2 separate regions of the Homo sapiens genome follow, and region 1 is linked to region 2. Evidence: read pairs that join two places in POLR2A ChIA-PET (ENCODE). Cell type or tissue: HepG2. All regions are shown on one strand. Each heading gives the region's core, and the rest is flanking DNA. Links, peaks and the distances in the headings are about the cores only.

Region 1 (5,382 bases), core at 304-5,303, 55 kb before region 2:
CTGGGGAAGGGGACTGTGGCCCAGCTAATTTGATAAATGGAGTCTTGAAGTTGCTGTAAATAATAGGAAAATGACTTTCCTTATTTATGTTTGCAGGCTAGGGAAAACTGGACTTACAGGGAATGAATCAAGTTGGATAGTTGAAGCTCAAAAACCACTGCAGAATACCTTTGTGCTTAGCTTTGTGGCTGCTTCATTGTGAACAGCTGCCTTTCACAGTTGTTTGTATTTAGTCTATGATATTGAGAACAGACAATCCTAAATGGGAGAGGACTGTCTAGTAGAATCCTATGGATCCATGAATGAAAAAGGTGCAAAAATACGTTTTTGACTGCATGCAGGGCACCTCAGCTTTTGCTACATGGTATTCTTACAAAAGTAATTGAAAGCAGAGGAATGGTAAGGAATGAATCATCTTTTCATCTCCTGCTATGGAGTAACCAGTACTTACATTCTTTTTCCAACCGCTGGTGTTCCTGAATTGGTAAGGTAAAATGTTAACAAGTTGACTTTGAGACGGATGAATCAGCAGGGAAACTGTTGAATGAGTGAATCAATGAAGTGAAAAGTGAAATAGGGGTTTGTCAGCACCATCCAGGCAGCAGATGGATGGAATTTAAGAGGGGATGGCAGTGAGGACTGCCTGCACATTTTTCTTCTTCTCAGTATTAATAATTGAGAGTAGCTTAATCATCAAGTTCCCTCTCCAAGAGCTACATAAAGTGGGGAGTCCTTTTTAACTTTCTCATCTGTAGAAACAATGATTTTAATCAAAGTATTCAGAGTTAAATTCTGTAAGCCCTAAGCCCTGGACAGTGATGAAGGCCGTGGTCTATCAGGGAAGGTAGGAGTTGGCTGGATTAAGGGTAGGGAATTCTACATGAAAGGTACAAATGTGACTACAAATGTTACTACTAATCGCAAATGCTTACACAGCATTTGTTATGTGCCAAGCACTCTTCTAAGGGCTGTACATGAGAAAACCCAGAGTCAAAGCCACATCCTGCCAGGAGCTTTGAAGGTCCCCAAATGCAAAGGCGGCAGGGGTGAAGAATGGGAAAACTTGATTTACAGTATTTTTATTTTCTTTTCTGCATATTCTGGCAACCTACCCCACTAATCACATAGCGGTTAAATTGAAAACAAATGAGTTTATGTAGTCCAAATTCAGTAAAGGTAGATTACAAAAGGAAGAAGGGAAAAGTTTTTATTTCTTTTGTGGAGCTTGGTGACAAATTCTTTTGAGGCTTACACTACCTTCATGACAAGGTCTGATATGATCCTCTCTATTCTACAATTGCCTCCACTCCCTCTCCCTTCCCCTCTACCAGTTTCTTCAAGGACAGCTGAAATCTAGGAATGAACATGTTGATACACCTAATCCTGGGCCCTCATGGAAATATTCATTAAGAATAACCTTACCCTTTGCCAACTGCTAGATAAACCAGTTTCATCAGATGATGCACACTGGAGCCAGATAACTTCTAAAGACCCTTGCAAATCTGTTTCAGAATGCGTGACCTATCCAATCCTTCCTCTCATGGAAACACCAACTCATCCATGCCCTCTGTGCTGAAACTTCGTCTCAGCCTGCTGGAATCACCTGCACCCCATGGGAACTGTAGCCATATCTTCAGTCCTGTGAGCCCCCGTCATGGCCTGTCACAGGAGTAAATGAGGAGTAAGGTGAGAGAGGGCACTAAAGAGAGGATAACTAATCAATCAATCATCAATTTCGACCAAGCCTCTCCAGTTGTGCTTGGCTCCTCTGAGGTTAGGAGACATGAGGAAGGTGAATTTTCAGTTTCCATTTTGATTATTTTAGAAAATACTGAGCAAAACGGCAAGCACATCCTGGTGACCTTTGGGAGCTCTTTCTACATGGAGGGGCACAGGGGCAGCAGTGTTTGAGGACTGTTAGGTGGAACCTACAATTCTGCCTTCGTCCGCCTACATCTGATCTATATATTTAGTAACGATTCTGAGTCAGGAAGTTAGGAAAGTTTTCATGCACTTCATTTGTATCTGTATTTGGCTAAGTTTGTGAGTTGCTATGAGGAAATAAACAAACAAAAGCAGCTCTCCCTCTCCTCCGCCCCCACGCGCCACTCCATGCAGGACAAGGGCTCCAGGCTGATGACGGTGGCTCCGTTTCCCTGACTTACTTCATCCTCTCCTACAGCTCTTTCTGCTTGGAAGCTCAGGGGCTGAGCAGAGGCCCCAGGGCTGTGTCACTATGGAGAAGAAGGCTGCGAGATCGCAGTGTGAGCACTGACTCCCTGTCCCCACACCCCGGCTGCCTTGTTCTTCACCCCTGCCTGCAGCCTTAGCCCTGCTCCAGACTGTGGGACCAGACCTGTCCCTTGTTGGGAAACTGAGGAGTCCAGCAGCATTGGTTACACACTGATGAGCTGCCCTGCTCTGACCTCGTGCTCCAGTTCTGGTAACTGGGCTTCTGCTTTGACCTATGATCCCACTGGGTAGTGTTTTGTCACCCTGACTTGTGTCCCTGCCCTGAGTTTCAGTTTGTCTAAGCCTGAGGTCATTCCTCTGAACTTTAGCTCCTTAGCTAAACTCTGCTCACACCTGTCCCCTATTTTGACCATCCACTGGGCAGCCTGTTTAATGCTTTGTGTTCTGTTTTCTCCTTGGTGCTCAGCTGCTGGTACATCATGGCTCCACTTCCCTGAGGCTAACTCTCCTCAGATTTTGACCCCTGGGATCTACCCTGATTATTTGGTAACTGTACCTCTATTTTACTTAGGATTCTCCACTTAGGGATTTACTTAGGGTTACCACTGAATGGTAGAGCTTCAAGCCTGCTATTCCTATACGCCACTACTTACCTTGCCTTTGGAGATTTCTTTAAAAAAAAAAAATTGACTGCCGCTGCTATGTATTAATTGAGATTCATTTGATTAAAGGGGGAGAAACAGACTTTGTCCAGTTTAAGTAAAAAGAAAAATGTATTGAGAAGATCTGAGTTTAAAAACCAAACCTCAGCAGGGTAAGAAGTAGGGAGGCTCCAGAGACCTTAACTGTGGGAATATCTGGACTTTCCCTTTAGGATGCTCTGTGGCTCAGCTCCAGGACCCTCAGGTGCCGGTCCTCTGAACACAAATCTCCACATTTCCAGGAAAGACAATATGATTAGCCCGGCTTCATTTAGGCATTCAGCCCTGAAGAAAGTAGCCCTGGCTCATGTCACCAAGTAAAGACACGACCTCTGGAACTCACCTCACTGAATCGGGGCAAGTCCCTGGGAAGGGGCCAGGGATGTGAACTGAGAAGTTCACTCCAAGAGTCACACCAGGCATGATCATGCTGGCCTCAGATGACACGCCTCTCCTAGCATGCACCCCCAGCATGACCTTAGTTCCTCCAGCACAGCTGAAGCATTTTTAAAGGCTCTCACAGAAGGCTAGATTTTTAACAAAAACATCGAATAAAAGAGGAACATAAAATGAGAAATACACTTTGTAAAGTAAGATGCGTTAGTCTTCAGCTTGAGATATCTTACCGGATGCCTTCTTGTCTTCTTCAGGGCTGGGTTTGTGTGTCCAAAGCCATCTTTAAGCTTTGCTCCCAAGCCAACTGAGCCAACTCAAAGTTCAGAGGGAGAGAGAAAGGCTAGGAATTCTGTCCTATCTGGCTAAGGCCTGCCTTCAGAGTGCCGTTTTCCCACCTCCTCCTCAGATAAGTGTGACACTGGGACTAGCCTCTCTTTTCAGGAGTAAACCTCTTCCCTTTCTACAGGAGTATGGTCTGGCCTGATGTTTAAAAAAAAAAATACTCTATCAGGGCCGCTTGGGCGCAGCTCACATCTATAATCACAGCACTCTGGGAGGATGAGGCGGGAAGATTGCTTGAGCCCAGGAGTTTGAGACCAGTCTGGGCAACATATGGAGCTCCTGTCTCTATAAAAATAAAAAAAAAATTAGCTAGGTGTAGTGGCATGTGCCTGTAGTCCTGGCTACTTGGGAGGCTAAGGTGGGAGGATTGTGTGAGCCCAGGAGATCAAGGCTGCAGTGAGCTATGATTGCACCATTCCATTCCGGCCTGGATGACAGAGTGAGACTCTGTCTCTGAAAAATAAAAATAAAAACTAAAGCTCCATGCAGCCAATGAAAACATATATATATGTATATATACAGAGAGAGAGAGAAAGAGAGAGAGAGAATCTATCAGAGCACTACCTAGTAAGCCCAACCTAGTAGTCCCGCTATTTATCCACAGGATAGTCACATCTAGTAGCAGGAGATTGATTTATTCTATCACCCAAATGCTAGGACATCTGTGATTTTGGTCCCGGTCATCTCACTGTGGCTTACTGCCATGACTACTGTGTTATAATCTGATTCAGAGTCAACATACACTGACTGTATGTGGGTGATCTGCCAGGCTCCATGGGTAAACATTTATACCTGTGTTATTTAATTCATTATTTAACACAAGTCACATAAGATTCTCTTGGAGAAAGTGTGGTAGCCAAATCTGTTTGGTTAACACTGACTCATCTGCCTTTCTTTTGCAGGCCCAGAATACTCAGTACCTCTCAATGACCCTCAGACGCTGTAGGAAGAGGATTGGTTCACCTTTTAACCCAGAATTTCTCACATTGAATGGTTAGTGTAATCCTTTTCTGTCTAGTCATATTTTTGCTGAACTAGCTTTCAATGGAACACTTTTAAGGAAATGAGAATTTAATTTAATGTTGCCAGCATTTCTGTGAAGAAGGTGCCATTAGTCTCATTTCACAGATGGGAAGACAGAGCCCCACCTCAGAGTCCTCGTACAGCTTGGCCAAGTTCATTGCGTGGCTCTGTGGAGCTCTGATCTGGGTCCTCTGAGTCCAAATCTATGCTTTTTCTGCTGTGCCTGGATCTCCACAGGCTTTGAGACTTGCCAAATTCTGCTGTGTGCCAGATCTGGATGCTGATTATGTTTCATGCTTTTGTTTCACTATGAAACCCTAGGTTTGGGTTGCAAATCCCTAACCAGCCAGAGAGAAAGCACTAAAAGGTGACCTCCCTGGGTAACTTCCAAGGCCACATGCAAACTCCTCTCCTGTTTCCTCTCCTGCTGCCGGCTCCACACACCTCCAGTTATCTCCATTCTTCATTCTAACTTGGCAGGCGATGCACTACACTAGGCCTGTTTCTAACATGGTACCCCACGCCTCCTGGTACCCCACAACATGTGTCATCTTCCTCTCTCCTTGAGTGTTGACTAGACCAAGTGACTCACTTCTAACTAACAGACTATGGCAAACGTGATGGGCTGTCCCCTCCAAGGTTAGATTAGGTACTTGTCAGCGTCTTCCAGAGAAACAGAGCATGTAATGTACAGCATGCAATTATAGAGGTCAGTAAGTCTCAAGAT
Region 2 (5,382 bases), core at 246-5,245:
TCCGTTCTTTTCCTTTTACATTCTATACTGCTTCTGAGCTTTCTATTTTCCTTTGAGAATAAAATGACTTTCTACTTCACTGATAAAAGTAACTGTGGGGGCTTGCATTTCCGCTTCCACCACCATCACCACAGCCCGATATTCAGGACCTACTAAGCCCCCAGTAGGTCCTTCACCCAGTAGGTGAAATCCCCAGTAGGATTTCACAGAAATCCCGTGTCTTCACAGAAAGAAGGCTGTGCTGCATCTGTGGAAGGCGAGTCTTCCCTCTGACAGATGTTCTCTTCAGAAATTCCTCCATGACCCTGTCAGCAAGTACTAGCATTTTTGTTTTCACATTTGTTGTGAACTAGTAACCCTAGGCAAACATTAATGTAAAACAACAATGTTTCAAGTTGTGGGAAGCAGGCTGCCATGGAGGGCATCTCGGATTTGCAGTGACTTTGAGCAGGGAAAGATCTGGAAGGAGGCAAAGCAATACATCCATCAAACCCATGGATGCCCCTAACAGAAACAGGCCACAAATATTCAACAAGCGCAGAAGAGAAGTACAAATAAGAAGACTGGAATTCATAGTCCAAAACAAGGATTAGTCTATGATAGATCCAAATGGATATATCCATGCTAAATCCATTTACCTCAAATATCCATATGGTATATCCATGCTAAACCCATTTAGCTCAAACACATTTAGCTGAAACCTCGAAAAATACAAAACTTTTTTATATTGGAAAGATATTGTATAATTTAGGCCTGAAAAGTTGCAGTAAGAGAAGTCAACGTGTTTAAAGCCAACTCCTTCTCCTGCCTCTTTATCAGTCTTCTTTATCTTTAAGCACCTTTTTTTTTTTTTTCCCAATGATGCACCCTTCTTCTCAGTCTATAAAAATGCCCAAGTCTCTTTCATCTTAAGACAAATATCCTTTGGCTCTCTTCTTTCTATTAAAATGATGCTTCTTTAAAGAGTAGTTTATACTCTTTCTTTAAAAAATTAATATTACTCTTTTTTTTTTTTTGAGACTGGTCTCAACTCAGTGAGCAAACTCAGCTCACTACAACCTCCACCTCTCGGGTTCAAGCGATTCTCATGCCTCAGCCTCCCAAGTAGCTGTGATTGCAGGTGTGCACCATCACACCTGGCTAATTTTTGTATTTTTACTAGAGACGGAGTTTCACCACGTTGGCCAGGCTGGTCTCAAACTCCTGACCTCATGTGATCCACCTGCCTCGGCCTCCCAAAGTGCTGGGATAACAGGCGTGAGCCACCATAACTGGCCTTAAAAATTAATATACTTTTAATTGAAAAATCACAATTGTATACATACATGGGATACAATGTGATGTTTTGATATATGTAAGCAATGTGAAATGATTAGATCAGGCTAATTAAAATACTCCTCACCTCACCTATCATTTTTTGTGGTGAAACATTTGAAATTTACTTAGTTATTAGTTATTCTGAAATATACATTATTACTGACTCTACAATAAATCTCAAAATTATTCCTCGTATCGATCTGAAACTTCGTATTGTTTGTCTGACAACTCTCCATTCCCTCCCTCTTCCCCTCCCATCCCCAGCCTCTGGTAATCACCATTCTACTCTCTACTTCTGAGGTCAACTTTTTTAGATGCCACGAATAAGTGAGAACATGTGGTATTTGTCTTCCTGTGCCTGACTTATTTTACTCAGCACAATGCCCCCCAGGTTCATCCATGTTGCCACAAATGAAAGGATTTTTTTTTTCAAGGCTGGGTAGTATTCTATTGTGTATATATCCATTCGTCAGTTGATGAACATCGAGGTTGATTCCAAAACTTGGCTATTGTGAATAGTGTTGCAATGGACATGGAAGTGAAGATATCCCTTCAACATACCAATTTCAATTCTTTTGGATATATACTCAGAAGTAGGATTGCTGAATCAATAGATTACTGGATCTATTTTTAGTTTTTTGTGGAACCTATATACTATTTTTCACAATATCCGACACTTTCCTTTTCTCCACATCCTCATCAATGCTTATAGTTCTTCTTTTTGATAAAAGTCATTCTAACAAGTGTGAGGTAATATCTCATTGTGGTTTTAATTTATATTTTTAGTGTTCACTATTCACTCCTCCATTTATTGCAGCTATTTGCAGCTTTGCAAAATTCACCAGGGAAATCCTTATCATTTGGCACCATGGACACAACTCACTATTTATCTTACAGTGCCCCTCACTTTGATTTATTTGACTTGTCAACTACTTTGTCCTTCTTGGTACCCTACTCCCTAGATGTCTAGGATATTGCCTCCTCTCTCAATCTTTCCAGCTTGGTCTCCTCTGTGGATTTTCCTTTCTTTGCCCATATTGATGATATGAAGTTCCCCTCCTAGAGTTGCTGCTTATATTATGCTATTATTCCATGCACTTTCCCTGGCCTTACTTCTCCATACTTGGGCTAACTGCTATCTCCCTATATTTGTCAGAGTGATCTTTTAAAAATATGAGTTTCAACGTATTTCTCTGCTGCTTAATCTCATCATTCATTCCTTGCTAAGTACAGGAAAGGCTGAAAATTCCTTAACAGGACTTATAAGGTCCTCTTTGCTCTTGAAGCAAGCTGTTTTTTTTTTCTTTTTTTTTTTTTTGAATGTTTATTCAGTGAGTGAATGGATGACTCACAAATCTGTGGCTCTGGCCCTGAACTTTTCCTTGAATTTTAAATTTGCAGACCCAGAGGTCTGCAAACAGCTCCCAACAGCTCCCAGACCCAAACAGTTCCAGTTGGATGTTTCACAGACCTCCCTCAAACCCACAATACTCCAAAATGAATTTATCTCAGCCCCACCTGCTCCTTTTTCTGTATTATCCAAGTTACCACCATCAGAGAAACCTGATAATTATTCTTTACATTTGCTCGTTCCCTATATTCACTGTATCATACTGATTCCCCTCCCAAATGCTCCTTCAATTTGTTCCCACCTTTCAGCACCATAATTTATATCCTTGTCTTTTTTCACCTAAATGATTGCAATAGTCCCCAGCTGATTGCCTTAATTCCAATCTTGCCTTCCCCCAACTTCACATCCTCCACGCTATCACCAAAGGAATCTATCTAAAAACCTTTAAATTTCCTCATTTAAAAATCTTTCAGCAGTCTCTTATCCCTAGAATAAAATGCAAGCTTCATTGCACAACATAAAAGTCATCTACAATCTGACTCTTCTTTATAAATCCAAACTCATCTATTTTCTGCCTCAAAGCTCAATAACACACAATGGCTTGTGATTATCTGGACATACCATACTGTTTCATAGGCTGGAACATTTGCTCATGTTATTCTCTGTTCTGGGCCTGACTTCTACCTCTTCTTCATCTATTGAACTGGACACAATCTTGTATTGGGAGCTGCACCTTTACCAGGAAGCCTTCTCTGATCATCTAGGTATGGCTAAGTGTTCATATTTATTCTGTTCCAGAAGGCAGATTGGCTAAGTAGTTGATGTTCAAACTGTTTAGGCGCTTAGCCCAGAATCACAGCTTACCAGCTATACAACTTTGGGCAAGTTACATAATTAATCTCTCTCTGCCTCAGAAAGTACTCAATAAATGTTAGCTACCACAATTATAATATTATCACTAGGAGCCTTACTTTCCAGTGTAAATGCACAGCCTACCTCATGTACCAGGAATCTCTGAGAGGAGTTTAGAAGGACTTTACTCTTCTGGATTGATTACTATCTTCAAAAGCAACAAAGAAATATTTGAATGAAGAAGGAATGTGAACTACTCTTCTCATTCTGGCAACCATCTTCTTAGCTAAGTTTTCTGAGGGCTGGGGGGAGGTGGATGCATGGACTCATTCTTCCCTCCTTTTTACATTATTTTCCTTCAGTGTGTTTATCCATGGGGAAAGCTGGTGATGTCATATGTTTATGTGACCTGAAATGTTACTCACCCTATATAACATCATTATTTGGGCTTTTAATTTAAAATGACCAGAAGAATGAGTTAAAACACAGAACTATTCTATGCCAAGACCAAAGATTTTAAAAATATCCAACAGCGATATAAATTTGATTTGTTTTAGCAATTTAATTCGAGGTAATTCTTTTCTTTTCCTGAAGTGTTTTTCCATCTTCCATGTTTCAAATTCTCCACAAAATAAATCCTTCAGTAGAAATGACAGAAACAAACCTGAGACTTTATGAGCAAGCCATAAGAAAGGCAGAACCATTGGCAATAGGACCCAGAAACTAAAACACCCATTCTGTCTTTGTATCCTGCCCTTGCCAGTATAAAATTAGTGTGCAGAGAGTATTTTCCAGATCCTTTTTCTTTTTTACAGATCCAGTTTAATGACCCAAATTATAAGATTTGGATAACTTTCTTTGGCTGCTCTTTTCAGAATATAGTTGACTTCACCATTAGGCAACATCTCCTGATATTTAAACTAATTGTTTTGTTTTGTCAGCTTCATCTCACTTTTCTGGGTCACATTGTACTGATTTAATTCTAACTAGGTATTTGAGCTCTTAAGTTTGAAAACTCCTCAATCACATTATATGCCCACGTATAAAGTCTCTTGTTTTAAGTCTGATGGTACTATGTTAAATCATGACAATTTGACGTGTTTGGGAATGGGCGGCTTCGGATAGCTGGCCCTTTTAGCATAAATCTTTCTGCATTTGTATGTTTATGTCACACATTTTGTGTAACAGTCATTCTACAGTGTGGTAGGTACATGCTGCCCTAACTCATTTTTTTAAATTGTGATAAAATTCACATAACACAGAATTAACCATATTAAAGTGTACAATTAAGTGGCATTCAATATGTTCATGATGTTGCACAATCATCACCTGTATCTAGTTCCAAAACATATTCATCACCCCCAAAGGAAACCCTCTATCCATTAGCCAGTCATGGCCATTCTCCTCTCCCCTCTGCCCCTGGCACCCTCTAATCTGCTTTCTGTTTGTTTGGGCTTACCTGTTCTGGATATTGCATGCTGCCCTAACATTATCATCTCAAACAGTACAAATGCCTTATTTTTGGTTAGTGCTATGCAGATTTCTAGGATTTTCCTGTGGATCACCTCATTCTTTATGAATATTTGAGATATTGCTATTACTAGATAAATCCGTGTTCTAATTCTCTATTAGAAAGGCAAGTTCAGGGCTGGGTGCAGTGGCTCACGCCACCAGCACATTGGGAGGCCAAGGCGGGCAGATCACAAGGTCAGGAGACAAGACCAGCCTGGCCAACACGGTGAAACCCTGTCTCTACTAAAATACAAAAAATTAGCCAGGCGTGATGGCACGTGCCTGTAATCCCAGTTACTTGGGAGGCTGAGGCAGGGGAATCACTTGAACCCGAGAGGTGGAGGTTGCAG

The links. ChIA-PET counts read pairs that join two places held together with the same protein. Peaks named below come from ENCODE experiments on the same cell type or tissue, not always from the same donor. Only the 100,000 strongest peaks of a DNase experiment are listed, where the experiment ranks them.
Region 1: POLR2A ChIA-PET joins it to region 2 with 37 read pairs; 4 of 35 experiments call an interaction of 5 or more read pairs at or near these places.

Annotation. Positions count from the first base shown.
Region 1 is chr2:215,746,547-215,751,928 of GRCh38, reverse strand. LINC00607 (long intergenic non-protein coding RNA 607) reads left to right here. Exons shown (of 10, transcript NR_037195.1): 2 at 1,512-1,686; 3 at 4,535-4,625. Among named protein-coding and RNA genes, the nearest start is that of LINC01614, 31 kb to the right of the region's middle. In HepG2, for the core only: no CTCF peak of the experiment used is centred there; DNase peaks (open chromatin) are centred at 468, 2,088 and 2,518.
Region 2 is chr2:215,691,005-215,696,386 of GRCh38, reverse strand. All of the region lies in intron 5 of LINC00607 (long intergenic non-protein coding RNA 607), which reads left to right. The region is part of intron 7 of LOC102724861 (a long non-coding RNA gene); the gene reads right to left. Among named protein-coding and RNA genes, the nearest start is that of LINC01614, 24 kb to the left of the region's middle. In HepG2, for the core only: no CTCF peak of the experiment used is centred there; DNase peaks (open chromatin) are centred at 2,696 and 3,726.